Regions from separate parts of the Homo sapiens genome. Here regions 1, 2, 3 and 4 are each linked to region 5. A link is a loop called in an ENCODE intact Hi-C map of the cell type or tissue named here. Cell type or tissue: A673. All regions are shown on one strand. Links, peaks and the distances in the headings refer to the core of each region. The heading gives the core; the rest is flanking DNA.

Region 1 (5,996 bases), core at 497-5,496, 350 kb before region 5:
TGTATTGGGGGGAAATTGGACATCTCTCAGCTCAGTAGGCTAGTTAGGCCAGGATGGATGACATCCACAGCCCCTGGGCAGAGAGATTATGATGTAGCTAGTCTGACTCCTGACAAAGACTTGCTTCCTGGAGCTTCTACTACTTTCTGGTGGATGGCTAAGAAATATGGTTGTGTTCTTTTAAGTCTGAAGAGCATTATTTTTGCCAACCCCTGACCAAACATCCTTGCCAAGGAAAAGGCCTAAAATATATTTGCATTTAAAGATATTACAAACTACTTGGTTTTGGAATGTTTGGCCGTTCAGGATCATAGCTATCAAAATATTAGCTATTTGGGGTATGAGATGTCTGCTCGGTCAAGGACAAGTTCTTAAAGACATCATGTTGGGGAATAATGGGGAAAATGGGAAGGCATATGCTCTGAGTAAGACATCTGAGTTATAATCTGTCAAACATTTTTGTTAGTCATAGTCTAATGGGAGCCTGTTTTCCCTCTTTCAGACTCACACATACACAAAAACCAACAACACACATGCTTCTACAAAATATACATTCACATCTGAATTTATGCTCTTCATTGACAATGCCAGCCCAGAACAACAGCTCTTACCCTTTGGTTTTCTTCCTAACCTTTAACTCCAACGTAACCGTTACCTGCGATTTCAGTAAAACCATTATTCTCCCTACTTACCCACCCAAGTTGTACAATAAAGAGTGTTTGCTCTCACTCATATACAAAGCAAATTCATTTGTTTGTGATGTACAGCTTGCTATGCCCACAGATGTGGTTTGCCTAGTCCTTTGCTCTAGGTCATTTGACTGGGAACAGATGGGATGCTCACTTTGGTTTTTAATGGTTAACTAGTCATTGAAATGCATTTCATCAAATAATCTTAGAGGATAATTGTTTAAATGTCTGTCCAGACTAGCTTTGTAGAGCCAGGTGCGATTACACATGTCACGTTCTTATTTCTCTTAATTGAATTTTTATCATCTGAGATAGGAATAATAGAGGGCTTTTTCAAGTGAAGATATTACTATAGTCTTAAGACCTTAGTGTAACATCCTGGCCCCTAAGGAAAAACAAGTTCTGGTTCATACATATAATAACTTTGCATGTTATCTGCCACTGAGATGTGTCCTAATCGAACAGAAAGGATTGAATCTCTGTAGCTAGCTGTACAGGGCAAGAGCTGTACAGGGTACCTTTAAAGATAGCTTCAGGCCAAAGCTGAGGAAAGTGGATGGAGACTGGGGAAAATGCTAAGACATTTTAAAGATTTTCTTTAGGTCAAAAATAGAATAAGAAATAGACCATTTCCCTGGACATTTTCTGTAGGTTAATACGGTTAACTATCGGTAAATGCATATGCTACAACTTAATATAAGCATAAGGAAAGCTTAATCACTTGGCTTCCATTGTATTCTTTTTTTTTAATCTAATAGAATGATCTTCAAATTGTTAAATGTAGAATAAATACGCCACACACCGAACTGAGGCCTATGGTAAAACAGAAAATGGAAAAACCAGGTACTTCACATAAAGGGCCAAATAGTTCTTCGGAAATGTGGGAGGAATTTTTGGGGCCAGTTTGCGCATGCTTAGAATTGTCAGCTGGCAGGGTCATGGGCATGGGATCCAAACCAAATTAAAGCTTTAGAAAGCCAAAATGCGGTGTTGCTTCTTTAAATCTGTCGGTTTTGAGCTGTTGATGAAAGCTATCTAGTAATACAGGCGTTGCAGTTTCCCTTTTTTCACTAATATTCAAAGGTTTTCATTTCTTCCCTACGTGGCGGTATGCAATTCAAGACTTGTTTTAGTTTACTACACCTCTAGACATATACTAACTCTAAGAAAAACTCATTTCTGTTCCTGTGTAGTGCATTTAACCCTCTAGCTTCCTCTTTCTACTCCTGAAGTATTTCTTCAGAGACCCTGCTTCCTTTCCCGAGTTCTCAAGGAGCTCTGAGCCCATCGCTGGGCATCTGGAGGGAAACTGAAGTACCTCCTTCCATTGGCCTCACGCCGTTCCTGTCCGGAACCTTCTAACCTTGCGCGACTTTAGAAGCTGGCCCGGCCCGCCAGTGCCTTTGGCTTTAGGAGGTAGCAAACAGGATGGGGCCGGCAGCGCCGTTCCGGAACCATAGGGGGCTCCTGGGAAGCTACCATCGCGAACAAGGCGCGGCTGCGTTGGCCCTTGGCTCCAGCCTGGCAAGCTGAGGTGAAAGCCCTGGAATAAGGTAAGAAATGAGCGTGACCGCAGACGGGATACGTGCTAGGTGAACATGGCTCTGTAGGGTCTCAAAGCTGGACAGGATCCCAGCAGTCCCTTAGCCTGCTCTGATCTCTGGCCAGGTGAACAAATGCCCTCTCCCTGAATGGGGCTATCTAGCCGCTGCTGTCCCCAGTGACAGAACAGCTCTTTAAGTCAACAATTCCGACAAACATTTGTTCAATCAACATTTGCTCCCAATGCTGCCCAACCTGCGTAACCAACCCAGTGGTTGTTGGTTGGAAAGGGCTTTCTTAATGGAGGTCAGAATCGTCTTGCCTGCTTGCAACTTTCACCCTTAAGTCCACAAAGAAGTTGTCTTCCCCTTTCCCTTGTGGCTCTTGCAAACAGCTCACCTACACCTTTTCTTTAACAGACTAACCATTTCTAGTTTGTTCAATCTGTTCATTACTCCAGATGAAAGTGAACTCTCTATGTTCTTCTTTGTGAGATTTCTTCACCAAGTGATCACTTTATTTCCCACCCTGGCTAATTTGAAAGATAAAAGAAACAACTCTGAAGAGAAAGGTTCTTATGAAGCATCAGCATTTTGAAACACTCTTTTCTAGGTGACACTGCTAAACAGTATTTCATATTTCAAAGCTAGATATATAATGTTTTCACCACTGAAGCCCCAGCTGTTGCTTGCTTTCTCTTGATGCCTTAGTCACAGCAGGTTTGCTGCAGTCTGATCTGCAATCAAATCTAGTATTTCCTCCCTGCAGATTAACCATGACATGGTGGAGCTGGCCCATCCACAAATGAGGAGAGATTCTGGTTTCTTTCATTTCCTGTTTCATTTTGTCTAAAAATGACTTTTATACACTCAATTTATCTCATATTTTTGAAAACCAGTAACCATTCATAAGGAACTGGATGGAGGTGGTGTGGAGGAAACAATGCAGAAGTATGACAGGGTCTTTCACAACTATTCTGGAAAGTAGCTCAGCTTCTTGCCTTTGGAAAAGAATAAAAGTGCTTTGAATCTGTACACATCAGTAATCTTAGTTCATGTGGATGAAATAGGGAGTGAACATATGTGCATGTGTATGTGTGCACATGCATGTATGAGTGATCTTGAACATTCCAAATGATCTTAGCTAGGCTTGACAGCAAAAAGACAACAGGTACAATAACTATAAGTGTGCAGTGAGGTCATGAAATGATTTGAAATAATGTGTATCATTTATATCTTCTCCCTCCCGGAACAACCACAACCACCATCTCATAGTCTTTTCTGCTTGAAAAGAAAATAAGGTGTCTGCTTGAGTTACTAAACTTTCTTTCAGGAAACATCTGCATTGTTAATGCATTGGCAAACATCTGGTTTAAAGGGGGTGGGTGAGAAACGGAAATGATGTGACTAAATTGAGCCTTTATACCCTGTTCCCCTTTTTAGTTCTGATTTAAATGTATTTGCCATTTCATTTCTGGAATGACAAGGAGACAATGCTAAACTCACAAAGCAGACATCCTTTTTTTTTTTTTTTTTTAATCTTGGACTTTTTTTTTTTTTTTTTTTTTGAGACGGAGTCTCGCTCTGTCGCCCAGGCTGGAGTGCAGTGGCGGGATCTCGGCTCACTGCCAGCTCCGCCTCCCCGGTTCACGCCATTCTCCTGCCTCAGCCTCCCGTGTAGCTGGGACTATAGGCGCCTGCCACCACGCCGGGCTAATTTTTTGTATTTTTGGAAGAGACGGGGTTTCACTATGTTAGCCAGGATGGTTTTGATCTCCTGAATCTTGGACTTTTAAAAACGGAAGTTATCTTCTTAGCTAATATATTCTCCTGGGTTCTTGGATCCCCTACTCTGAGCACTGTTCTATGTCCCACAAACCCAAGGAAGATAATTGTCATAAAGTAGGATCTTTTGTTGTAACCATGTTATCCATGGAAGTTGGACACATAATGAATGAAAATACATGAGAACACAAAATGACAAAATTAGAGAGAATAGATACATGGATATTAAATACATTGAAGGCATAATAACAGTGCTTGCACTTAAGAGGGATTGTTCCAGGAAAGGTTCATAAAGAAGGTCAATATTACAGAGTTGTGAAGAAGAGTAAAGATATGGATGAGTGAAGGAAGGGGTTATGGTAGGTAAGGGAAGCAGTCCTCATAGGGTGCAATTAAGTAGAAACAGAGGAGGTAAAAAGGAACATACAGTGTCCCATTTATGAGTTATAAGATCAGGTCCAGCAAATATTGTCTTTTTAAAAAGCAAAGGTAAAAGAAAGGGAAAACCTTGATTGTGATGTTCTGCCACTCTTTGATACCATTCTCCACAATGCTTGTGCAATTATACCTACCACCCCATCCCCAGGTATATGTGTAATACCTTACATCCATTATGTTGAAAAATGGCAGGCATTCTCAAGAATCCTGGATAGATACACAGCTAGTCCCAGAAAATTCCAATGCTGTTAAAACTGAGGACATTTACCTGATTCTGGCTTAAATTGTCACCAGTTTGATAATTGCAAACTTTAAATTTATCAGTCTCTAATGGCAGAGATTCTAACCTCAGTAGAGAAATCCATGAAATTACTACTAAATCATGACTGTGGCAACTAGGGAGTTTTAAGTTACACTAAACTATTATAAGTGCTATCCAATAGAAATTTCTGCAGTAATAGAGTGTTCTATCTCCGCTTGCACTCTCCAATACAGTAGTTACTAGCCACATGTGGTTGTTATGTGCTTAAAATTTGGCAGGTGCAATTGAGGAATTGAATTTTTAATTTCTCTTAATTGTAGTTAATTTAAATTTAAATAGCCATATGTGGCTAGTGGTTACCTATTGGACAGCACAACTTTATATAAGGACCATCCTGGCTTCCTGCCTGGGGAGGGGGGCCAAAGAGGTGGGTTATTTCTTCTCACAGACGGAATCTCTTAGGCTTCAGCTGTAGGCTAAGTTACAACCCAGATTTTGCTACAAATGTAGCTCTTGGTTGTTAAATGAAAAATGTGCATAGGTAATTCTACATATGTAGGTTGTTTGCAGACTACGCTTGGAGAAATGTCTGCAGAGCACCCGGGAAGGACTAGGTACAAGTGCATTATTTGGTGTTTTGAACCCCGGCTTCTGTAACAAGTTCATTTCCTTTGGGCCAGTGTTTTTCTTTTTCTGTTTTTTGAGATAGGGTCTTACTCTGTCACTCAGGCTGAAGTGCAGTGGTGTGATCACAATTCACTGCAGCCTCGACTTTCCAGGCTCAGGTGATTCTCCCACCTCAGCCTCCTGAATAGCTGGGAGCACAGGTGGGAGCCATCACACCTAGCTAATTTTTGTATTTTTTTTAATTAGAGGTGGGGTTTCGCCGTGTTGCCCAGGCTGGTCTCAAACTCCTGGGTTTAAGCAATCCTCCCGTCTCAGTCTCCCAAAGTGCTGGGATTATTGGCATGAGCCACTGCACCTGGCCTAGTTTTCAAACTATAATGTGCATCAAAATCACCTGCAGTGCTTGTTTGCGCACAGACTGCTGGGCCCCACCCCCTAGATATTCTGATTTGGTAGGTCTAGTGTAGAGCAGGAGAATTTGCATTTCTACGTTCCCAGGTGATTCTGATGCTACCACGAGAACTATAGTGGTAGATCAAGACTCTCTCTCATGCCCTGTTTCTTGGAACCTAGTTCTTGCCTTAATCCTTCCTCCTTGAGTCCCTTTCTTTACCCCCTTTTAAATAATCCAATTTTTCTTAGCCTAAAGACTTT
Region 2 (5,996 bases), core at 307-5,306, 290 kb after region 5:
ATGGAGATTCAGAGCAGTGAAGGCCCTTGCATGTTGGGAGAACGAGCAAATACTTCCAAGTGGGAAATTAGATTTGAGATAGACTGTTTTTTTTTAACTTTTATTTTAATTTCAGGGGTACATGTGCAGGTTTGTTATATAGGTAAACTTGTGTTGTGGGAGTTTGTTGTACGTATTATTTCATCACTCAGGTATTAAGCCTAGTATCCATTAATTATTTTTCCTAATCTTCTCCCTGCCTCCCCCCACCACTCTCTGGTAGGCCCCAGTGTGTGTTGCCCCCCTCTGTGTGTCCATGTGTCCTCATCGTTTAGCTCCCACTTATAAGTGAGAACATGTGGTATTTAGTTTTCTGTTCCTGCATTAGTTTGCTAGGGATGATGGCCTCCAGCTCCATCCATGTCCCTGCAAAGGACATGATGAGATAGACTTTGAAAAACACACAGGATTTGACCAGACACAGGCATTCTCACTACAGAAAAAAGCTGGAACAATGGCCTGGAGGTGCGCTCAGGCAAAGTATGTATGAAATTGTCTTCAAAATCTACTGCAAGACTTTCAGATTTCCCTGGAAATGAGATAATTGCTCCTTTATTGACATAAGTTGGGGTTCATTTTACTATTTAGTCACCTGAGGATATGTTAGTTATCCCAGCATCCCAGCACCTCCTTTGCTTGAAAAAAATCCTTAGTGCTGGGGCCTTTGAGCTGTGGGAGTGAATGAATAGGCATGGGACCAAATTGTAGGACACTGGTAAGTATCCTGCACTGGGATACTGACATAGAGGCCAATAGGTTTAGGAAAGCCAAACAACCTGCTTACCTCACAGTATAAATGAAAAAGCCTGGGCTTTGGAAATCAGATCAGCCTGGATTTCAATCCTGGTTCTTGCTATTAATGTTTTCCTAGGCACATTATTTAATCATTAAATATAATGTCTGTCATGTAGCTGATACAGTTGGTATATTATAAATTTTCAATAAATTAATTACCTGGGTCCTGTGTGTAGAGACCATGTTTCAAGGAGGGATGGTAGATGCTCACCTGGGTTTCCATAGAGCCAAAGTATATTTCTCTTGCTGTTTTATAGCATACTCTGTCTCCTTCAAATCTCAGCTTTTTGCTTGGCTCTAGCCAAGATTGGAATGTTCCCTTAAATATTTCTGATCTAGCAGAAAGACCAGCCTTTCAGAACTTGCAGTGGCTTCCTTTGTTGACATTAGATTCATTTGGGACTTCTTTAAGTTGATGCTGCCATCTTCCTATGCTTTGGCCTCTACTTTGAACTTTCTAATCTTGCTGGTTTTGCCCTATCTGCTTGGGAATTTGACCACAACAGTACCAAGGTACCAATGTCACCTCTAGGCTAAACTAATGTCTTCTTGTAACTTGGTCTTTTCATATGGCACATCTTGCCAATCTTATGGGTTGCTCTTTGTGATCAAAAATGACCAACCTGATCATGACGGAGGGTATTGGGCACCAGTCTGGGGCCAGTGTGAGTATTTCTTGAGCTTGAGGTGGACTCCTTAACCTTGAAGACTCCTAACATGATGTCCTTATGTCCTTTAGCCAAATGCAGGAAGACCTGTGGTACATAGCTTGATCTTGTCTCTTTATACTCTAAACAAGCTGGTGGGCTAGATTAACTTCTTCAGGCCATCCTGACTCTCTGGCTTTTCTTTGAACTGTCTCTGGGGCTTTTGAGCAGCCTCTGGACTCCATGATGGAATGGGAAGTTTGTGATATAAGAGCTATGATACACTAACTTAATTTTTTTTTGCTCCTGTGTTTCCCAGACTCATTAGATTATGGCACACTCCTGCTCATGTGCATGCCAATTCACATATATACCCACCAAATGCCTGCTAACATATTCAGATAATGTTTTTCTCTCACTTTGGAAAAATGTCCTAGTTTAATCCTCATAAACATGCTGTGAAATGGATTTATTATCTCCCTTTTATGGATGCAGAAATGGAGTTTAAAGAACTTACAGGATTTGTCCAACATCACCTAACTGTAAGTTGCAGAGTTGTACACACTAATTAGTAATCCCGCTGCTCTTTGACCACACTCACTGTGCCTGCATGCATTAGCCCTGCTATTGGCCCTTGTGATAAAAATGTCATGCTAGCACAAAGTTGGGAAACAATACCCTTCCATAGGGTGGCCATGCCAATCAGAAGCCAATGTTACCTCTCTTAATCTTAAAGCATGAATGGGCTCTACTTCAGGTCTAATTGAACTGAGACCATAAAACCAAATTGAGAAGGCTCCATGGGTGTGTCATTTAGTCTCACATCCAGGAGCTTTCCATTGGGTCTGCTGCCACATTTACCTCTCTCTGGGTTTTGGGACATTCTCACATGGAAGGAGCCGAGATCGTGGCATAATTACCACCTGCTCCATTTGGGTACTCTGTCGGCTTCTACATCTACCCTCAAGTCTCCCACTCCGGGTGAGAGCAATGGTAGAGGCTTTTGTAGTGCTGATCATTATCTCCATCCCCGGGAAACAGGAAAACAGCACAATAGCAAAATCCTTTTGGCTATAAGATTTCCTGTCCCTAAGTCACAGAGGAAAACCACATAAAGACAACTAGAAGCTCAGTAACCCCCAGCAAACCTAGCTATGCACATTTAGCATGTCTAAGCAGCCTTAGGTTCAAATTCTGGTACATTGCTGTGTTTCTCTGAGCCTCAGTTTCAGCATTCATAAAATGGGGATAATAATACTTGTTTCCATTTCATAGTGTGATTCAAGGAGATAATTGATGTACTATGTTCTGTGTATGTCTGATGGACACTCTAAGGCAGAATTTGAAATAAAGACATTGCTTCAGCTGAAGGCAGATGTTAGGAATAGTTTGTTGTTAATCCCACCCTTTGGCAACAAAGACATTTCAACATCCAGTATCAGGCTGACTGTGACTCACAAATGAATTCAGAATAATAGCAATACCTGTGAGCTCTCAGACTGGCAGTCAGAACCCTGCTGAAAGGATTAGCGCCCGCAGCACATGGCAACTCTGGTAATGGTGACTTGAAGAAGTAGTAATGTCTCAGCTCTTTAAATTGTGTGTTTTTTTAACTAATATAATTTTTAAAAACTTCATTAGCAGCACAGAATGTTAGAACTGAAGGATCTTCCTTATCCCTGCCTCTCCTTTTACAGATGGGAAAACTAAGGACCCTCAAAAGGGACTGTACCTGGCTTCAAAGTGACAGAAGTAATAGATGACAAAAATGAGATTCTAACTTGATCTCTTGTATAATGTCAATATTCTGATTTTACATGCTCATTAGATAAAATTGAAAAAAAAAAAAAAGAAAATGATGGCCAGGCACGGTGGCTCACGCCTGTAATCCCAGCACTTTGGGAGCCAAGGTGGGCGGATCATGAGGTCAGGAGATCGAGACCATCCTGGCTAACACGGTGAAACCCCGTTTCTACTAAAAATACAAAAAAAAAAAAATTTAGCCGGGCGCAGTGGCGGGTGCCTGTTGTCCCAGTTACTCGGGAGGCTGAGGCAGGAGAATGGCATGAACCTTGGAGGCAGAGCTTGCAGTGAGCCGAGATAGCGCCACTGCAGTCCAACCTGGGTGAAAGAACGAGTCTCCGTCTCAAAAAAAAAAAAAAAAAGAAAATGATTAAGAAGAAAAAGATCACCAATAATCCTACTCTACAGACATATACATCATTAACATTTTGGTGTATTTGATGCACCAAATAGCAAATACCTCTCTTTCTGTCTTCTCTGTGTGTTCATTTTCTTTCACCTGTTCAGAAACATTAAAACTCAGGTCTTCTGACTTCACGCTCAGTGCTTTCTCTTAGCATATCAGGCTGCCTTTCTAATCAGCATTCTTATTTGATATTTAGTAACCAAGAGTTAGGTTTTAAATTCTCAAAACCAAGTAAAGCTGCCAGTGAAACCCCATGTGTATATGGCTCATTAAGAAAACAGGTGTAATAATGAAATCATGAATAAATAGATCACCAAAATGGCCTAGATCAGAGAGCCAAGCATGATGCTAGACAGAGGTGTCTCAAAAAGCACAGCCACATCCCTGCCCTCAAGGAGCATGCTCAGTGGCATGACCTCTATCTGAAACAAGGGCTGTCTGCCTGTGCTCATCCCAGCTCAGAAATGAAGCAGAAAATGAAAAGGCCACATGGGATGCTTCCTACAGTCCTGTTAATGTCAGGAGTGCAATGCCTAGGCCCTAGGCATTTTGACTCAGCTTCAGTTCTCTCTCCCAAGGCTGAATTACTAGAACTCCAGCTGCAGCCTGAACTTTAACTCCCTGTTCTCTTCCCAACCCACAATCTTGTTATCAGTCTGATTCTGATCTGTTAGGGAGAGGGGAGGGGGAGCTAGCAGAGATGTGACTAAGGGCAATTGAGATAGGTCAGAATGGCCTTGCAGTATATTCTGTCTTAGTGAAGGTTTTGCTAAACCATTGCTGCACTGGGGAGAGAGTAGGAGAACCCCTGCCTCCTTGTCCGCATTCCCTTAGTTAAGCTGAGCTAAGATGATCCCTCCAAGCTTTTCCTAACAGGGAATCTACATTCTCTGTGTCTTGCTGGCTGGCCACAATTCCTTGGGGAGGCAGGAGCTAACTCTACCGTCCTAGCCAACTTGAATAATAGGAAATAAATGGGATGGAGAGCCAGGCAGCCTCTTTGTTACACAGCACGTTAGTGAAGCAGCTATCTATTTTTAGAAGAGGGGGAAAAAGTAGTAGCTTACTCTTTTGGGATCAGCAGGTGGAATAATGATCTGCCAAATTTTAACATTCAAGATTTTTTAGCTGGGCTACAAATGAGACAGACTTTTGTGCCTGCCTCAGTGCAATGCTGTCAGTGTAATCGCACATCCCTGGGCAACTAAAACATGAACGCTGGGGAAAGGAGATATAGGACTCCATGTCACAGAACTGAAGGCTGAGGGTGCATGCTATACCAATAGCCTGATTGATTTAATTAGAAAAAAAATAGGTGGCCTAGTCACCAGGAGTATTGAAACCTCAGATCTCTGCTCAAATGTTACACTCAGTGAGGTTTTCCTTGGCATTCTATTAAAAGTAACGCTTGCCGATGACGCTTCTTTTAGCCTGCATTATTGTTCTTTCCTGTACGTATCGCTACCTGACATTGCTTTTTATCTGTTTATTAATTTTTCTATTTTCTGTCTCAGCCACTGGAATGTAGGGCTCAAAAAGACAGAGGCTTGCCTTTGTTCACTGCTATGTCCCCACGGCCTAGAACTATGCCCAGCACATGATAGGTGCTCAGGAAATATATGTTGAATGAATTAATGAATGAACATGTGAATGAATAAACTTAGTATCCAATAGACAATGAGTATGCCAATAAAAATGACAAGAGCAATTAATAATTATTGCATGCTGCACATTAACTCACTTAATCCTCACAGTAACTCTGCATGGTACATACTGTCCTTATTTTCATTTTACATTTAAGGAAAATTAGACTTGGGGGTTAAGTGACTTGCCTCCGTGGCCTTTGGGTCACAGCATGAATAAATAATACAGCCAGGGTTTGATCATCAGCCTGGGGACAATGATTCCAGACATATCAGACTGAGCATTCACTTAATAGTATTTTGCATTGGTTTTTTGGAATTTCCTTCCATGATTCTTACCTGGCCCTGTAAAACTCTTTCGATAAAATGACCATATGAGATGGATGTTTCATTTCCATCTGCTTAACCTATAGCATCCATGGACTTGTCATTATAAACTCCAACCAGAAGAGCAGGATATGCCTCATTGTTCTGTGACAAAAAGAACCCATTGAACATTTTTTGGCTTAGCTGTGGTTCATTGGTGAAGCTAGATCAGATAGAGAATGGTGGTTTCTTCCTTAAAGGTTTAAGAATAAGGATTAATGGCTATTCTGACATGCTCTAATGTGGACTTTCTCCCACTGGATCCACGACCTAAACAACCACGTTTCCCAACTTAAA
Region 3 (5,996 bases), core at 709-5,708, 360 kb after region 5:
CACTGAGAGAGGTGGCATCCTTTTTACGATAGTCTGTCCACAAATACAGGGAGACTCGAGGAAATGACACATCCATATTGAAATTATTTGCTTCTTCTCTCTCTTTCCGTGCATGAGCACAGGTGACTTGCCCTGAATTGGGTGTAAAACCTTCACAGAGGACTTCAATGGGGCAGGAGCTGTCTCAGTTGAGCTCCACCAGAGACCTGCCATTGCTCTCATAATGGCACAGTTGATTCTGTCCCTTCCAAAAGCACAAAACACTGGGACAAGGGAAACATGCCCCTTTGTGGTCGCTAGTTGCCATTCAAAGAGGGTTTGAATACACACACACACACACACACACACACACACACACACAAATGGACACATATTACTATTTAAAATAGTTTATTTGGGGGAAAAAACACTTAAAAGCAGAATAGTACAGCTCACATGGTTCCTCTACTGGAGTCCTTTCTACGATACATCCAGCCCAACAAAGCCCAGATTAATCACAGCCCTCTATGGGATAATATGGGCTCAAGCAAGCCATTCATACAGCGAGGACATTTGTCTAGCAAACTGCCTCAGGCTGTGAACAAAATCGGGTTCTTTTTAAGCAACAAGGAAGGAACAAAGGGCATTTCAAAAAGTGGGGATTATAGAAGCTGCCAGCAAGTAACTTTTCTCTTATGTTCCTTCTTCAGCCATTTCCCCTCTGTACTTACTTGATTTTTCTCTGAGAAGATAGCATTTAGAATCCATGTTAGAAGATTCATGAACTAATTCAGTAAATCTCTAATTGGCATACATGGTAAGCTGTTCACTTAGTGGATAATTGGTTAAATGTACCCAGAATATTTAGTGAGGGAGAAAAAAAATCCCCAAAGCAAATCAGCATAGTTTAGGAACCTTTTCCTCTAGTGCCGCTTTTTCTTTGTGAATGGCTACTGGTGCTTAAAAGTGGTCTCTCTCCCTTCCCAGTCAGGACTCCATTTAAATATACAACCTCCATTGCATCCCTACTTAATAGAGCTTTATTAAATGGATACCATAAGCATAGCACAGTGTCTGTCAACAGTAAGTGCTCAATGAATATTTATTATTACAAATAACTTATTTATCTAACACATTTTGATATTCTGTGTTCAACGGCCATTTGCTCTAATTCCAGGTGGCAAATGACTGAGTGCTTCTCATCACCATTAGCAGAATTGATATATTTGTTAATAGGTGTTTATTGAGTGTCTTGCACAAGCCAGGCATTATGGTGGGTAGGCACAGCATGATAAGACAGATTACATCTCTGCCCTCAAGGAGGAATTAAAGACTAGCAGGAAAGCAGACTTAGAACTACTTGATTATCAAGATTGTGTTGCATTCAAAAACACTCTAATACATAGTGGCTTAAACCCGCTAAATATATTTTATTTCTCTTGGGCTATAGGTTGGCTCTGTGGTTCTGCTGATCTAAGCTGGGCATTGCTTATCCTTCCTGGGCTCAACAATATATTTGTGGTCAGCTGGTAAGGCAGGGTGGCATTGACTGTTCTATGATGAGTTTGTACAGGACACCTCAGCTCTCCATGTGTTTTTCAAGTCTTATTTATCTATTTTAATATTCATTTATTAATTTTTTTCATTGAACATTTACTGAGCAACTTTTCTGTGTGTCAGGCACTATATGGCCTTGCATTTCAATTGCTCAGGAATGAGTTCTATGCTGGTAACACACATTCAGTATTGTTAGCCTCTGGCCAGTATTAAAACCATGAAAGCAGATGAGACACATAGGGAGAGAGACTAGAGAAGCAAGGCCTGGGGCATAGAAACATTGTAAGATGTTATAGAGAAGAAAGGACTCCAGAAGAAAAAGAAGGAAAACCAAAAGAATGAGGTCTAAGGAAGCCAAGGAAGGACTCGGCTTCAGGAAGGAGGAATGGATCAGTAGAGCTGAATGCGGTAAATCGTTGCTAATTTAATACAATCCTTTCATATATCCCTTTTAGCATCTAGGCTTTGTAATCCAGTTCCTTTCAATGTAGAACAGATGTCTCTGCCTCTCACGCTCTTGGGAATAAATGGCATAAATCACTGAAATAGTTAAACTGACCCTTGATAGATAGAGTGATGAGGAATTAGATGTTGTCTAACTGCTAAGGAAAGAGTAGGTCTTTGTAAAGATGTCATCGATTTTTCTTCTCTATAATGCCTGTAAAGTTTAAGGCTTTGGCAAGACCAATTTATTCTTTTGTTGTTTATCCTTTTGAATGTAGTTAAGCTTGCTCGGTAATTTTTTCTGTAATCTAAAAATATTGGATCACTGAGAATTAAAATTAAATCACCCCTTGAGTTTGGTATTTTAAAACTGACAAACTTTGAAGCCACATTAATATGATACAATCAAGATGACATTACATGTGTTTCCAATAAAGCAAGTTTTCTGCCAACTTTACAAACGTGCACTTTTGCTAGAAATTGATTCCTTGTCTAGCAGTGAACGTTTCTTGCTGAATGAAAGAAGTAGTGTTTAAAAAGAACAAATACACAGTTTTGTGGTGAAGAACTGTTAACAATATGATATAGAGTCTATGTAATTAGGCTAAGTTTTTATCTAGGATTTGTGAATGTTGATCCTAAGGAAATGATAACTTCCTATGCAAAATATGATGAAAGTTTTCTGTACAGAGTGTCCCACTCACCAAGGTCAAATGCTACTTCCTTAGTAGCCTCAAGGGAGGAAATAGGCTATGTGTTTTTGGGATTAAAAAAATAAGAAATTAAATGAATTCATTTTTCATAGTGTAAGGTAGAGTGTTTGGGAAAAAAATTCTTTTTGAAGGTCTGTCCTATGTATTTGAAGGTTTTTTTCCCTTGCACTTGGATTGTCCCTTAATTCAGACTGTATTAGGATACTACCCATTTCTAAACTAACATGAGAGACTAGAGCTTTTAGACACTTTTTGCTGACTGCCCTTTTTCCTAAGACAGGAGAATGTCATGACAGAAAATACTGCATTCCCAAAACATCTATTGAAATAAAAAAAATGTAGAAAGAAAATACTGCATTCATGGACCTACCTCTAGCAGCATTCCATTTTTTCCTTAGCATATCCAATACTACTTTTCTCCCTGAATTTGTTTAAATTAAATCTGTGCTGAGACAGGATCTTGTGCTTTGATTATAGGTTGGAATCTCAATAGTGGAACATGTGAGCTAACCAGGGAGCTTGTGAACCCCTTTGATATCCTGTCATCCTTTTCTCACCTATGTGGTAACCTAGAGAAAGGACTTTGAAGAAGAAGGAGAAATATCTCTGTAGGTAGATGGAAGAAGGTTACATTTAACATGCGAACTGAACTTTATCTTCTCTCTTGTTTAGTAAAATCACTGCTGGTTGGAGGAGCAGGGAGTGGACACTGGGAAAATCAGAAGCCAACCTGTGCCCCTACAGTGCTCCAGAGCTTTAGTATTTATTACATTTATGGAATGTTACCTATTTTTTTTCTACATAGAAGGTTTTAACAAATCAAGCAACACATTCTCATACTTGATAATGAATAACATTGGCTTAAAAATTACACCAAATTATCATGAGAAGCACAAGTGAGACCTAAAACCCAGTGAGCAAATCTGTTAGTGATTCTTTTCAGCTGTAAAAATTAGTTGAGATATTTATTTTTCCTTCAGTCAGTAGTGCCAGGCTCTGTGTTGAGCTAGAGCAGGATTTCTCAACTTTGGTGCTGTTGACATTTGGGGCTAGATAATTCTGTTGTCAAGGGCTGTCCTATATATTGAAGGATATTGAGCAGCATCCCTTGACTCTACCCACTAGATGCCAGTAGCACCCCATCCTAGTTGTGACAACTCAAAATATGTCCAAATATTGCCAAATATCCCATAAGGAGCAAAATCACCTTGTTAAGAACCACTGGGCTGTGTAATACCTATACAAACAAAACACATATATTCTGAAAATTACTCTGCTTCTTTGAGAGCCAGTCAAAATACTTCTGTTTCATCATAACCAAGGTTCTCCATCCTTGGGTTACTAAGGTAGTAGTTTCAACTTAATTCAAACTCCGCCTTACTCTTCCTGATCCTTCCCCTGCCCTTCTCAAACCTTTAACTTATCTCAGCTATTTATACAAATATAAATATATTTATATTATATAAGGCTCTCCAGTAGAGCTCAATGCAGTGATTTGGTATAAGAAAACTGAGGCTGCTTCGGGTTAAATTCCACTGTCATTGAATGAGTTACAACTTGGTTTGTTCCCTGTGTCTACTATAGGAGATCTGGAGAAATATGACAGAGTCCCTGCCTTTTAGGAGCTTGACATGAAAACTCTGTATATGAAAAGGAATGTAAGTCAGTTATATCATGGGCTCAGGCTCAAATATAAGCTCATTCAGAAAAATCTTTTCATTGCTGTCCTTTTAGAAGGCTTCTGCTCAGTCTAGCCTTTCTTCAGCAGGGCTGATGATGAGCAGAGGTGAAGGTATTCCTCAAGATTTTATTTTTCATGTTTTCATATCTAGTTCAACATTGAAAAACTTAGAACATTCAAGCTAACTATTCAGACTCGACTAACATTGGGTACCTATAATGGTGCCAGGCACTGGGCTAGTTGCTTCACTCAGTATTTAATCTTTAAAATAACTGCCAAAATGAAGCATCACTTTTTCCTTACCTCATCCTGGTTCCTTTACACTGTCAGCAAGTCTATGAGATCAGGAAAGAAGGAATTTTGGAATTTTCACATAATATTTTGGGGGACATGCAGTAACTAAACTCATTAAAATTCAGAGAAATTAATACTCCAAAAGACTATCAAAGAATAGAATTAAGTTTACCTCTTAGCTAATTTAATGTATTTTGATTTATTTTTTCAAAAGCAATTGTGGTTTATCTGGTTCCTGTTTCTTAGCTTTGATTTTGTTCCTTTATCGTAGTAAAGTGTCCTCAGTGACTCATGTTACTTTGGATAAGGTCCGTTCCTTCCTTGAGTCTCCATATCCTTATATATATATAAATAAAAAAAATTTTTAAAAAGGATTGGATAGGTACTGAATTCTCTTATTTTGTATATCTCAAGATAGTTTAAAATAAGACTCAATTTGTTATTATGTTTCCTGACAACTTTATGCATAGTTAAAATGGAAATTCAACTAATAGATATGGTTGAAGTCTGACTTCATAATTGTTTCAAGTTTTTGCTGCGTTGGTTGAGCTTGAGGGGAGGTTTCCTGGCCATATAATGATGGCCGTGGGCTTCTCCTTTTTCACATTTTTGCTGAAACTCGTGATCTTAATTCTGGACTTTGAGAAGATTAAAGCCTAGGCATGACCTGGTATGGGCACAGGGAGAAGGAAAAGTAACATTTTGTAAGTACTTGCCTGTCTTCCTTTTGAAAATTAGGTAATATGATCGAATTAGCTAAGTAACTTACCCAACATCTCACCATTAGAAAATGGGGAGATCGAAGTACAAAACTATATTCTCTTTCCAAGCCACACTCTGTTTCTTCCAAAAGGGAGACTCTCAAGACCTGCCATATGGATTAGGAGGTAAGCATACTTTTCCTGTTAACTCTGTGACCTGTTAACTCTTCCTTTTAGTGCCTCAAATCTTGACTTCAGGGACCTAATGCTTTCATGAACCTAATGCAAAGAACCCCTTGCTTTGTGTTATTTTGTGGAAGAATAATTTGGAGCAAAGAAAATCCCCTCACCATAGGCAGAAAGTCAGAAACTGGAAGCAAGAGAAAATGCTTGGTTGGTAGACCACCACCCTGGCCACTGGACTTCGTACCTTTATATCCTGATTCAAAATGGTAGATATCAATTTTAACATCACTCCTCAATTCACCAGCCCCTGTCTTGGGGCTTCCCTGGCATTCATCTTCTACCTATATTTCCTTCCTTCCCTTCCAGATAACACAATGAGAGTCAGGTATGGGGAGGCTTTATTCTGAAAGGAACCACATCTGTTTTCACTTTCCCTTTTTC
Region 4 (5,996 bases), core at 605-5,604, 430 kb after region 5:
TGATGTACAGATGGGTTTTTGGTGTGGATGTCCTTTCTGTTTGTTAGTTTTCCTTCTAACAGACAGGAACCTCAGCTGCAGGTCTGTTGGAGTACCCTGCAGTGTGAGGTGTCAGTGTGCCCCTGCTGGGGGTGCCTCCCAGTTAGGCTGCTCTGGGGTCAGGAGTCAGGGACCCACTTGAGGAGGCAGTCTGCCTGTTCTCAGATCTCCAGCTCGTGCTGGAAGAACCACTACTCTCTTCAAAGCTGTCAGACAGGGACATTTAAGTCTGCAGAGGTTACTGCTGTCTTTTTGTTTGTCTGTGCCCTGCCCCCAGAGGTGGAGCCTACAGAGGCAGGCAGGCCTCCTTGAGCTGTGGTGGGCTCCACCCAGTTCGAGCTTCCGGGCTGCTTTGTTTACCTAATCAAGCCTGGGCAATGGCGGGCGCCCCTCCCCCAGCCTGGCTGCCGCCTTGCTGTTTGATCTCAGAGTGTTGTGCTAGCAATCAGCGAGACTCCGTGGGCCTAGCACCCTCCGAGCCAGGTGCGGGATATATTCTCCCGGTGTGCCGTTTTTTAAGCCTGTCGGAAAAGCGCAGTGTTAGCGTGGGAGAGACCCGATTTTCCAGGTGCGGTCTGTCACCCCTTTCTTTGACTAGGAAAGGGAACTCCCTGACCCCTTGAGCTTCCTGAGGGAGGCAATACCTCGCCCTGCTTCGGCTCGCGCACGGTGTGCTGCACCCACTGTCCTGCACCCACTTTCTGGCACTCCCTAGTGAGATGAACCCGGTACCTCAGATGGAAGTGCAGAAATCACCTGTCTTCTGCCTCCCTCATGCTGGGAGCTGTAGACCGGAGCTGTTCCTATTCGGCCATCTTGTCTCCACTTTGGATGTAAGCCATTTTAACTGGGATGTGGTAATATCTCATTATAGTGTTGATTAGCATTTCTCTGATAATTATGTTAAGCACCTTTTCATATATCTGTGCCATTTGTATGTTTTCTTTTGAGAAATACCACTGTCTGGCACTCCCTAGTGAGATGAACCCGGTACCTCAGATGGAAATGCAGAAATCACCTGTCTTCTGCGTCGCTCAGGCTGGGAGCTGTAGACCGGAGCTGTTCCTATTCGGCCATCTTGGCTCCTACCCCCACCTTTTCAATAAGTTATTGCTGTTTAAACATTTTTATGATAGCTGCTTTAAAATCCTTATCAATCAGGTAATGCTAACATCTAAGTCATCTCAATGTTATTATGAACTGAGTATCTTTTTTTTTTTCATTTATGTTTTGCGTTTCCTGGATCTTGGTATGACAGGTGATATTTTTGTTTGTGTCCTGGACATTTTGGCTAATATATTGGGAGACTATGGATCCTATCTAAATCTTGTATTTTTAGCAAGAAGTCACTCCATTGAGATTTGGCGTCAAGGTTCTGGCCTACTTTGTGAGTTGAGGCTACAATGGCAGTTTAATATTTTTAGAGCTTTCGCGGTGCTATTTTGGTCGGCATGGTTTATCTGGTGCCTTGGGAACTCCCACTGGTCCTTGCTTGTGCTGCCTGAGGGAGCAGACAGGGTTTTCCCAGGCCCACAGAAATAAAGAACCTTCCTTGGTAGGCCACTTGTCGTGGCTGGGCCTTTCCCATCATTTCCACCCACCTGCTCCAGCATCCTCTGGCAGAAGAAGGGATTCTTGGGTCCTTTTTTCTCCTTTGTTGGGACAAAAATGCTTCACGTACAGGGCACCCTCTTGTGGTAGAAATCCCCTGGTTGCTGTTTCCTGGATACCTGATGTCTCTCAAAATGGGAGAGAGTGTCAGGTCCGTAGAAACAAAAAACCTTTTTGGACAAGGTCTGCTTGTTGGGGCAGGATACCCATTGCCAGTACTGCCTGGCTGCCTGGTGTTTCACAGTAAGGGAAGAGAGTCCTGGGCTGTCAGGGAAGGAGAGTGCTTCCCCTGGCTACTTATTATTAGTAGGGCTCCCAATCATGTCCCCTTGCTGCCATTCCCAGGTTCACCTGATATTGTGAGAGGAATTACCATTTGATCCAGTAAAGAAGCAAGCCTACCTGGGCTGCCATCTGCTGTTCTGTCAGGGATCAGGAAATGCTGGGTCTGTGTCACCTTGTTCTGTTGGATAGGGGGAGGATCATAAGACACCCTGCTACTGTGCTATTTATCCAATACTGGGATCCTAAACCAGTTAGCCAGCCTTTTACCACCTTACAGAGTTTTCCTCTAGTTGTTGCTTGCATTATTCCCAGGGTTCATATTTGTATTAATACTTTGGGCAGAGGAGCAGGGAGAAATACATCTACACCATCTTGTCTGGACCAGACATCTGATTGTAGTTTAAAGGCCTAAAATGGGAAGCAAAGAGAGGGAGAGGAGAGTCAACAGAGCGAGGTCCCAAAAAGTGCTTAGAGAAAAGAACTCAGAACACAGATGAGGATATAAGTATTAGCAAAGGACAGAGAGGAAAGAAGATGCATATTCAGATAGGTTTATAGGTTTGGTAGCAGGAATTTGAGGACATTCTTAGCCGATGAATCTACTTACTTTCCTGTGAAACAGAGAGGCAACATAAGAGCCCAAACTCGATGTTTTACATTTTTGGTTATGAACCCCAGTTGCACTTCTTACCAGTTGTGAGGCCTTTGGCATATCACTTAAATCCCTGTGTGCCTCAGTTTCCCACAAAATGGAAATTAAAACAGCATATATCCTCATAGGACCGTTATGATGGTTAATTGAAGTGAGTTAATATTTGAAAATGCATTTAATATGGTATAAGTGTTTGTTATGTAGGCAAAAATATCTCGTAAGGTTCTTACGAGATATTAAATAAGATAAGCTCTACAATGTGTGCAGCAAACTGCCTGGTATATAACATTCAGTGTTACTATGATTTTCAAAAGTATTCTTTGCAGGCTTAGGATATTTTCTTGAAGTAAAATCATAGGTCACAATTTGCCAATCCCATGTTTTTGTCAGAGAGGGTCTAGGTGACAGTGGGCACAAATACATAATATCAGTCTTGGTAGAAATAGTAGGGATGGGGAAGCTGCATATGAGGAACTCCAAGATGCAGTTGGAGCATCTATTTCCCTGGGAAGCTTTAGGCAAGTGCCCAAGGCCCACTGAGCTTCTCCAGCCTTAGCATACATTTTGCTATGTTGTATGCAGCTTTCTGCCCTCCTTTTCTTGAAGTCTGAGTGCTCCTCCAGGGTAGAGACCGGCAATAGGAAAAGGTTTCAACTCCCTCACATCACAACATATCTCCATGCTATAATATACACCCTCTCCCAAAGTAACATTTGAAAGTCCCTGAGAAAGCCAAATGGACTCAAGTGTCTGGAATATGTTAATATGGGCAGTCAGCTGCATAAATTGCAAAACAGAAGTCATGCTTCTATGTATTCTGTGACAGCAGAAAAATCGTAGGATCTTCTATCACGATGGGAAAGGAATACAAAGAAGAATTAGTGCCATCTTGTGGAGTGATATATCATTACCACTTAAGAGTCGCCAGTGAGAACTGGGTTATATTTTTTTAGTATCTCCCGAGTCCTGGTCTGCAAGAAATGCTTGAAAATTACTTGCAGAATTAAATGAATAAATGAGAGACGAGATAAGAATTGGATGGAGACTTTGTTAATTTAAACATCACCTTGATAAAATGTTTGACGCACTGTCCATTGCGATTTGGAGACCTTTAAAAATGGTGTTGTAGACACCCCAAGTCATTATTATGTACCTACCATAAAGGAAAATGAAGAATAAAATATTTGCATTAAGAAATCAAGAACTATGAACTTTTTCTTGTCCTGGCCTTATCAGTAGTAGGTGAGTAAACTTTCTAATGGTATTTTTCTCTTCCTGATTATCAATGTGCTGCAAATTAATAAATCATTCAAAGAACACGAAGAGCTGGGGCACAGTGACTCATGCCTGTAATCCCAGCACTTTGGGAGGAGAAAAAGGGTGGATCACTTGAGGTCAGAAGTTCAAGACCAGCCTGGCCAACATGGCAAAACTCCATCTCTATAAAAAATACAAAAATAAGCCAGCGTGATGGCGCATGCCTGAAATCCCAGCTACTTGGGAGGCTGAGGCACAAGAATCACTTGAACCTTGGAGGTGGAGGTTGCAGTGAGCCAAGATTGCACCACTGCACCCCAGCCTGGGTGGCAGAGCAAGACCCTGTCTCAAATAAATAAATAAACATTTTAAAAATAAGAAAAACAAAGAGCATGAAGAATATGGGTAGCTTCGGAGCAGGTGGGTGTTGTCCATATTCTATTAAGTTTAATGAAAATAAATTGCTGACAATCAACTATTTTGACCTATAACAATGTCAGTTTCTTATGGATTGGCCTAATATTTTAAATCAGTTCACTTAATTTATTCTGGGTATATGATAGGTCAGGATATTGTAGTAGGCCCTAGATGATACAGGGACAAATAATACATGGGCCTTGCCTTTAGGAATCTTACCATTTGGTGTGGAAGTGGGCACTTAGATACCATGCCTTCTATTTTAATAATTTCTGTTAAGTGCCAACAGTGTGGAGTTAAGCCAAATTTTGTGGAGGTGCTATGAGAGGTCTAGGAAAGCATAATGGTTTGGAATGGTGGGTAAGAGCAAGGACTCTGGCACCAAACTCTCTCAGTTTGAATGTTAATTTCACTACTTACTAGATGGGTGACTTTGGCCAAAGTGCTATGCTTTTCTATTCCTCAGTTTCCTCATATATCAAGTGAGATCACATACTGCCCACCTCATATGATTGAAGCAAGGGTTAAGTGAGTTCCAAAGTACTTGGAATAATTCCTCATGCATAGCAAGTTGTGTATAAGTTTTAGCTGTCTTCGTCACCATCATCAGTCATCATCATCATCATCATTACCATCATCACCTCTATTCCTGCAGAAGTATTAGAGTTGTGTTTTGTAAGCTGAGTTAAATTTCATTATTCGTTTTTTCTTTTGAAAACGTTGCCAATAATTTATTTATTGAGTTCCTATTTTTCCCAGTTCCTGTGAAGAATGGGTAGGAATACCCTTACCTACTTTTTTCTACTAGATCATCATTTTTGTAAATCTGGGCCTGAGGCAAGAGCTTTACAGGCAAAAGCATGGGACAATGAAAGGACAGAGGACAGTAAGACTGTTGTCATTGGAATGAATGGCTCATGGGGGCTTGTATCAAGTTATGGAGAAGATAAGCCAAGACTTAGATTATTTGTATCTATTCACGTGTATATTTGTGAAGGCAAAACCTGTTCTCGGTTGGCTTTAACAAAATCAGCTGAAATAGCTGGACAGAAGCTACATAAGGTAAGGGCAAAGGCATGCTGCATTGCTGGCATATAGTACCTTAGGCCTATTCTGTGGATACTTGGTTGATGCTGAATGCTCTTTGTCCCCAAGTTGTAAAATCACCCCTCCTTGAAAATTATTCTCTAATAAATTTTTTAATCATAAATTAATTTTGTGCCATGGCAAAGGTATTGACAGCTAAGAAGTAAAACTGTAAAATTAACTGCTATGGACTAAGAACGGCTAAAATTTCACTTTGTTTTTAATGCCTTAACCACCTGACAACATATTGTAGCATGACTTTATGAAACATGGATAACATTCATCATTTGAGTCTGGAGATCCAAATTCAGTATTTCAGAGTGGGATCATGATGGGCTGTAGTCATGAGTGTTTACTATGTTGTAAAAACGTCCAAGTGGGAATAATGACATGTTTGCACTCCCTGTGACTTGATCACTGAAATCTGGAAAGCTCATCAACTTCACCCATTGTCAAGTCCACCTTTGCTCCTTTGTCCTCTGAGGACCCAGTGAGATCAGCATTTTTCTGGAAGGGCTGCAAGTGACCCCACTGGAAGGAGCAGCACTGTGCATCAGGATGGATTCCCAGGCACACTATACATTGTGGGGTCACAGGCCATATGGGTGGACTAACTGATTTCATGGCTGTATTTGAATTGACTTCCCTC
Region 5 (5,996 bases), core at 411-5,410:
GGAGTTCCTCTCAGACTGAGGATGGAGGCTGCAAATTGAGTTTAGAGGGTTGCCGACCTTTAGACCTGGACTGGGAGCAGGGGCAGCCCACACTCCTGGTCTTGAAAGCCACAGCAGGCTCTTGTAATTGAGTTACCGCCTGGGATGCAGTAAGACTAATCCATCTATATGATTTCTTCGCCTGGTTTAATGCCATTAACAAAACCGAATTAAGAAGGGGGTGGAGCTGAGTAGGACGAGGGAAAACGAATTTTCTGCATGGGAGTCGCTACCGCGCCTTCATGGCCAGGATGAAGCCTAAGGTCTGATTAATGGACTGTTCTGAGGACCAAGTCCTGCTAGTCACCACCCCAGTCCCTCAACAGAGCGCGAGGCTACCAGGGACTCGCATGCACAAAAAAAAGGCCATCGCAGAAAAGGTTTTCCAGGACGCCCCAGGGGCTATTTCCTGACTACTATCTCACCCTCCTTCCCTAGTTCGTTCATTTTCTTCCCTTCCCTTCCCTTCCCTTCCCTTCCCTCCCTCCCTTCCTTCCTTTTCTCTCCCTTTTTCTTTTCCTTCTTTCTCTTTCTTTTTCTTTATTTCTCTTTCTTTCTTTCTTTCTTTCTTTCTTTTTCTTTCTTTCTTTCTCTCTTCTTTCCCTCCCTCCCTCCTTCTCTCTTTTCTTTCTTTCTTTCTTTCTTTCTTTCTTTCTTTCTTTCTTTCTTTCTTTCTCTCTCTCTCTTCCTTTCTTTCTTTCTTTCTCTCTTTCTCTCTCTCTCTTTCTCTCTCTCTCTCTCTCTCTCTTTCCTTCCTCATCTGCCCTCTGTAGAACAATTCTTGAGCAGTTTTCCTTCTAGTTCTAATCTTCAGGGACCTTCTCTGGGTTTTGTCACAAGTATTCCTCAGGCAACGTTTCAATCCTACTTATTCCTCTTCAGCACTCGCCCCCAGTCCCACCTCACCCGTTTGCCTGGGATTGGCCATCCTGGGCGGTGGGCACTCTTTGCTTCCAGTTTACCAACAAGAGCGACCAGCCCTAGGAGGAGGGGCCTGCGTGTGGGGGTGGGGGTGGGAGGTGGCAGCCGCCGCGGTCAGTTTCACTCTCTGACCTACTGACACCCAGATCCCAGAGAGCCCTTCTCTCCCCACTGAGAGCCGGACTGTCTCAACTTGAGCAGCTAGCCAGAAGCGAAAAGTCGTCGACTCCCGGACTGAGATTCCACTGCTCGGTGCGAGCAGTTGCCAACAGGGGAGTCCCCAAAGTGTAGGTGGCGACCAGCACGGGCCTGGGAAAGCAGGCGCTAGGAGTAGAGGAGTTACAGGGGCCGGGGTGGGGGGAGCGCCGGCCTTCCATCTCCTTGGCCAACGGTGGGAGCCCGCTACAGTGGCACCCGCGGGCCCTCCCTGCCCCGGAGGGGCCAGGGTACGCCCAGCAGACACGCTCGCCCGCACTACGCGGGGCTCGCCGGGGTTTTGCCAACCGGCGGCTGACGTCGGCGCGCCCCTGCCGAGCTCTCCTTTTACTACAGCGGGCAGGCGGCTTTGTGAGGCCCCGCCTTCGCCAGCCCCCACCCTCCGCGTGCCCACACCTTGCCGTTTATATAGAATGCGCCGCGGTGTTGATTCGTGGCTCTCTAGGACCGGAGAGTTCTTTGGAAGGAGAGCGCGAGCGAGGGAGCGGGCGAGCTCCGAGGGGGTGTGGGTGTAGGGAGAGAGAGAAAGAGAGCAGGTAAGGGCCATCGTCTCCCACTCCTCCGCCGGCGAGCAACTCCGGCCCCCTTTTTGGCAAAATAATAGGAACCTGGAAATGGATTAAATAGAAAGAAAGAAAAGAGGCGACCCTCTCCTCCCCATTCCCCGCGGGCGAGAAGCTGCGCGACTCTGCGGTGTAACAGGCTCACACGTTGCTCATCACATGTTCAAACATTTCCCTTTCAGGGAGGCTTGTTATTTTTAAGTGAATATTTTTATCTTTGTTTTGATTTTTTAAAAAGCCTTCCTCGGGGTTTTATTTTGATCGAGTTGGCGGCCCGCAGCGGATTGGGAGAGGCGGGGGAAAGCAGCCTGCCAGTGCGCGGGCAGCCCACCCAGGCAACTCCCAGCGAGCGGCCCGCGCGGAGCCCAGGGAGGCCGGCAGTGAAGCCGGGGAGTCCCGGCCGCTCCTCTCGGCCGCCCCGGGGGTTGCGAGCGTGGCTCTCCGCAGGCGGGCAGAAGCTGAGGGCGCGGGGCGCGGAGGAAGCGCCGCGCCGCTTTGTCTCTTCACTTCTTGAGCGCGGCGAGCGGCTCCTCCCGCGGCCGGCCGCTCGGGATCGCGGCGGCGGCGGCGGCGACGGCGGCTCCTCCTTCACCCCTTTCCTTTCCTCCCCACTCTCTCGTAGGCAGCGGCGGCGGCGGCAGCGGTGGGGAAAAGCGGATTCCGCCCCGAACCACACCGAGGGGAGCTCGTGGTCGAGACTTGCCGCCCTAAGCACTCTCCCAAGTCCGACCCGCTCGGCGAGGACTTCCGTCTTCTGAGCGAACCTTGTCAAGCAAGCTGGGATCTATGAGTGGAAAGGTGACCAAGCCCAAAGAGGAGAAAGATGCTTCTAAGGGTAAGCCCGCCCGCCGAGTCCGCCTGCTTTCCTTTCCTTCGTTTCCCTCGCCCCCTCGCGTGCGCGCCGCCCTCCGGCGGCTCCTTGCCTCCTTCCCGGAGCCTAAGCTGCCCATGACCTCTGCGACCCCGGGAGAAAAGGGGGGGCAGAGGTCGCTAGGGGGTGGATCTAGGTTTGCACCACTTTCCCTCCTTCCTCGCGGAATTGTCGACCCTCGAGTGCCTCCAGCCTCCTCCACTTCCCCTCTGGACGCACGGTGGTGGCGCTGCGGGCAGACGAAGCTGCTGCAGCCTGGAGCGCCGGGAACCGCGCTGTCTGCTGACAGCCGGCCGCCTGTCTGTATGAGTGCATGTGTGTGCGTGTGCGCGAGTGTGCATATGTGTGCTGCGCGCGTGCAACATGGTGACATACTCAGGAATCTGCCCTGCTGTCAGAACCCAAGCTTGAACCCACCTTCAGCCCCCTCTCCCCGCCCCCAATGCAAACAAAGAGCCTGGTCGAGACGCAGAACCCCTCCCCCCTCCTTTCCCACCACCTCCTTCCCCCCCCCCGCCACCCGACACCTCCTAATCCTAAACTCCTTATCCACCCCAACCCTCCGGGAAGGCAGGAGTTTGCACCCTTCGACACGCCGCGTGCAAAGGTGAGCAACCCTGGTGCCCTGGCGCCGCCCGCGCTGCGCTTTGGCAGCGCAGCCTCGCCAAGCCCCAGGAGAACAAAGGCTGATGTCCCCTTGTCACTAGTGCCCAGCGTGAGTGGGCCTCCGCGGGAGGGGGCAGTCCTCTTCCTCTGTTTGCTGGGGTTCAGCCACCGCGCCCGGGGCACCCGACCACTGGTCCCCCTGGAGTGCGCGCCTCTGCCCAGGGCCTCCCATCGGCGGGTTGGGGAGGCGCAGCAAAGCGGTGCTCAGGCTGGGGAGAACTAAGGCAAAGGCAGGGGACGCCCCCCCACCCTTTGCCGGTTCTAGCCGTTGCCTTTCTCAGGACCGGGATTAGCTCCAGAATGTAAACTGGAGACAGCAGCCTTGGAGACCGGGGTGCGGAGAGGCACAGAGAGGGAATATGGAAGAGCAGTGGGGAACAGCAGGTGCCTTAGGTGCAAGTGTCCGAATGGCCACGGAGCAGACGCTGGAGTGGGCTGGACTAGCCCTGAGGGCCCCAAGCACACTGGACCGCAGCGACCCACGCCGAGTCCCCACTGCAGAAGTGAGGTTGCAGCGCAGGGAGTCCCAGCTTTTGTTCATGGGGGCCCCAGTTCCTTCCTGAGCCCTCAGGCCCCCTTCACTCCCACTCCTTTCTCTATTCCTTGTTCTCCTCTCCTCCTTCTCGCCTCTCCCCATCTCTCAGAGCTTTCTTTCCCGGGAGATTCTAGGGCAGCACCAGCCCTCCCCCGCGGAAAGTTGTCAAAGTCTTCAGCTCAAGGCCTTTATCCTTGTTTCTAAGTGGAGCCATTTCTCCCCCAAATAGGCGAAAGGGTGACTGAAGGTTCCGGAAGTTTGTGGAGGGGTTAGATCCGTTGTCATACGGGTCATTGTTGCCCCCGGTCTGGCTCAAGGCTAGCATTCAATCCCAAGTGAAAGAGTAACTTTGGAAAGTAGAACGACAGCTGTAGGTTTCCAGAGCTCCCCTAATTGTTGAGTCTCAAACAGGCATTTATATGATAAAGGAAAATGACTTCAGGGTCATTAAATCGTTTTGTTTTCCACTGAGGGCCCAGAGAAGTAAATGTAATTAAAGAATGTAGCACCAGATTGATCTAGGCACGTCATTCCCCTGTTGAATCTGGGAGTATTTCTCGTTTGTTTCTGGAACTTTGGTTCCTGATTTCCATCAGGTGGTTACTTCAGGTTTATTTCAGGCTACCGTTGGGAGACCCTGAAACCAAATTCATTCACAGAAAATGAGTTTCTGTTCTGTTTATAATTTGCAGTTGTCCAGAATGGATTAACGCATCTGGAAACAGGACAGGTTTCTGTAATTCAATAATACAAATTTGTACTAGGCATGTGTCATAACATTTTCTTGTGTTGACTCACCACATTTGAAACCACATACCTCTGTAGGAATTGAGTAATTAGCACTTGAAATTATGGCTGTAATTAGAATAAATTAATTTTACAAGGCAACTTTTAAGAAGGGAGTTTACTTCCCCGAGAAGATGGGAAGCTTTTGGCTGCTAAGAGCAAGATTGCCATTTCAGCCTTTCTGTTCGTTGTTGAATTTAGAGCATTTTCAAAATATTAAGTGTGTAGTAGCCATTAGTATTTTCTTCTTTCAAGTATATGAAAAGTCTTATGTGACCAAATTTTAAAGACTACTTTTTATATTAGAGATGAAAGGTACAAGGTCTACTTATCTTTTAATCAATAGAGTTTATATATGTTGACCATATTTCTGAAGAGTTTTCCTTACTTACAAATTTCCTATATATAGGTCATCTTTAATTTTTTTAAGCTGAAAAACTAATTGGCATATTCTTTGTAACATAGCAAGATATAGGATCAAGCATTTCATAGATACCTTGAATATACACACATTTAATTTTGAACAATGGTGTGACAGATGATTGGATGAAATCAAATAATTTAGTAACAGTTTGAATGAATTTCATAATCTGTTTTCAGAGTCTACTGCTCATTTAAATTCAGCCTCCCACCCCCATCAGTTAGGGCTCATACCCACAGTGTATCATAACTACATCAATTATTATAGAGTACAGTGTTTCCAGAGCTTTTAAAGCACAGGTAGTAGGTTTCCAGTAAATTATTTTGTGCTGCTGAATGAAATATGGCCTTAAGAGTACATAAATTGCTGATTGTCTTTTTAAATGACATTTTCTTCAACTCACTGAGGTTAAGACCAGTGATGGACACTGATCTTTTTCATAACCTTTTCAAAAATGTAGCCAGACAAGATAGGCTGTTCTGTTTGGAAAGGGGGCGGGGACCTTGATTCTGTTTGAAACTATTAAAAAGGCCTCTTGTGCAGCCAGTCGCCTTTTGTGTATTTATTTATGCTTTGTATAAACTTTAAAATTGGCAGATGTGTATATAGTTTGAGTCACGCGGCTCTTGGACCGGAGGATCTGTTTCCATTTCAGGGAAGAAGAAAGCATAATATTTGTTTGTTCAAGCAGATATTCTCTTAGCTTTGACTCACTCTTCTCTACCTTGTCACATAAGATCTTTTCAGCAGTCTTCTGTTGGAAAAGCACTCAGTTAAGGCTGTTTCTGGTTTGTTGCAACAGTTTTCCTGTGGCATCGGAAATCTTGTAGGCTGCTATAGATAAAACCAAATCTTTTTTGGATTAAGTAAAAATGCTAGCTAATTCTCGCTTTCAAAACTGTCTTTAGGTTTGTGGCTACATGTTTGGAGTTGGGTGTGTTCTTTTCAACAACCCTTTCCTTTGTGCTTAGCTTAACA

Evidence for each region. Peaks named below come from ENCODE experiments on the same cell type or tissue, not always from the same donor. Only the 100,000 strongest peaks of a DNase experiment are listed, where the experiment ranks them.
Region 1: a loop joins it to region 5, with 4 times the contacts of the local background. A loop is called at or near these places in 3 of 110 quality-filtered maps.
Region 2: a loop joins it to region 5, with 3 times the contacts of the local background. A loop is called at or near these places in 3 of 110 quality-filtered maps.
Region 3: a loop joins it to region 5, with 3.0 times the contacts of the local background. A loop is called at or near these places in 5 of 110 quality-filtered maps.
Region 4: a loop joins it to region 5, with 6 times the contacts of the local background. A loop is called at or near these places in 3 of 110 quality-filtered maps.

What each region holds. Positions count from the first base shown.
Region 1 is chrX:139,551,615-139,557,610 of GRCh38, reverse strand. All of the region lies in intron 6 of F9 (coagulation factor IX), which reads right to left. Among named protein-coding and RNA genes, the nearest start is that of F9, 24 kb to the right of the region's middle. In A673, for the core only: no CTCF peak of the experiment used is centred there; DNase peaks (open chromatin) are centred at 3,100 and 3,600; H3K27ac peaks cover 2,640 bases.
Region 2 is chrX:138,905,722-138,911,717 of GRCh38, reverse strand. It overlaps a transcript of FGF13 not described here. Among named protein-coding and RNA genes, the nearest start is that of FGF13-AS1, 200 kb to the right of the region's middle. In A673, for the core only: no CTCF peak of the experiment used is centred there; a DNase peak (open chromatin) is centred at 2,537; H3K27ac peaks cover 1,743 bases.
Region 3 is chrX:138,840,551-138,846,546 of GRCh38, reverse strand. It overlaps a transcript of FGF13 not described here. Among named protein-coding and RNA genes, the nearest start is that of FGF13-AS1, 130 kb to the right of the region's middle. In A673, for the core only: a CTCF peak has its summit at 3,816 (motif pointing right); no DNase peak of the experiment used is centred there; H3K27ac peaks cover 844 bases.
Region 4 is chrX:138,773,175-138,779,170 of GRCh38, reverse strand. It overlaps a transcript of FGF13 not described here. Among named protein-coding and RNA genes, the nearest start is that of FGF13-AS1, 64 kb to the right of the region's middle. RefSeq lists an enhancer at 158-1,357. In A673, for the core only: CTCF peaks have their summits at 1,740 (motif pointing left), 3,293 and 3,497 (motif pointing left); a DNase peak (open chromatin) is centred at 3,450.
Region 5 is chrX:139,200,637-139,206,632 of GRCh38, reverse strand. It overlaps a transcript of FGF13 not described here. Among named protein-coding and RNA genes, the nearest start is that of F9, 330 kb to the left of the region's middle. In A673, for the core only: CTCF peaks have their summits at 2,778 and 3,443; DNase peaks (open chromatin) are centred at 1,542, 2,822 and 3,462; H3K4me3 peaks cover 3,803 bases; H3K27ac peaks cover 1,769 bases.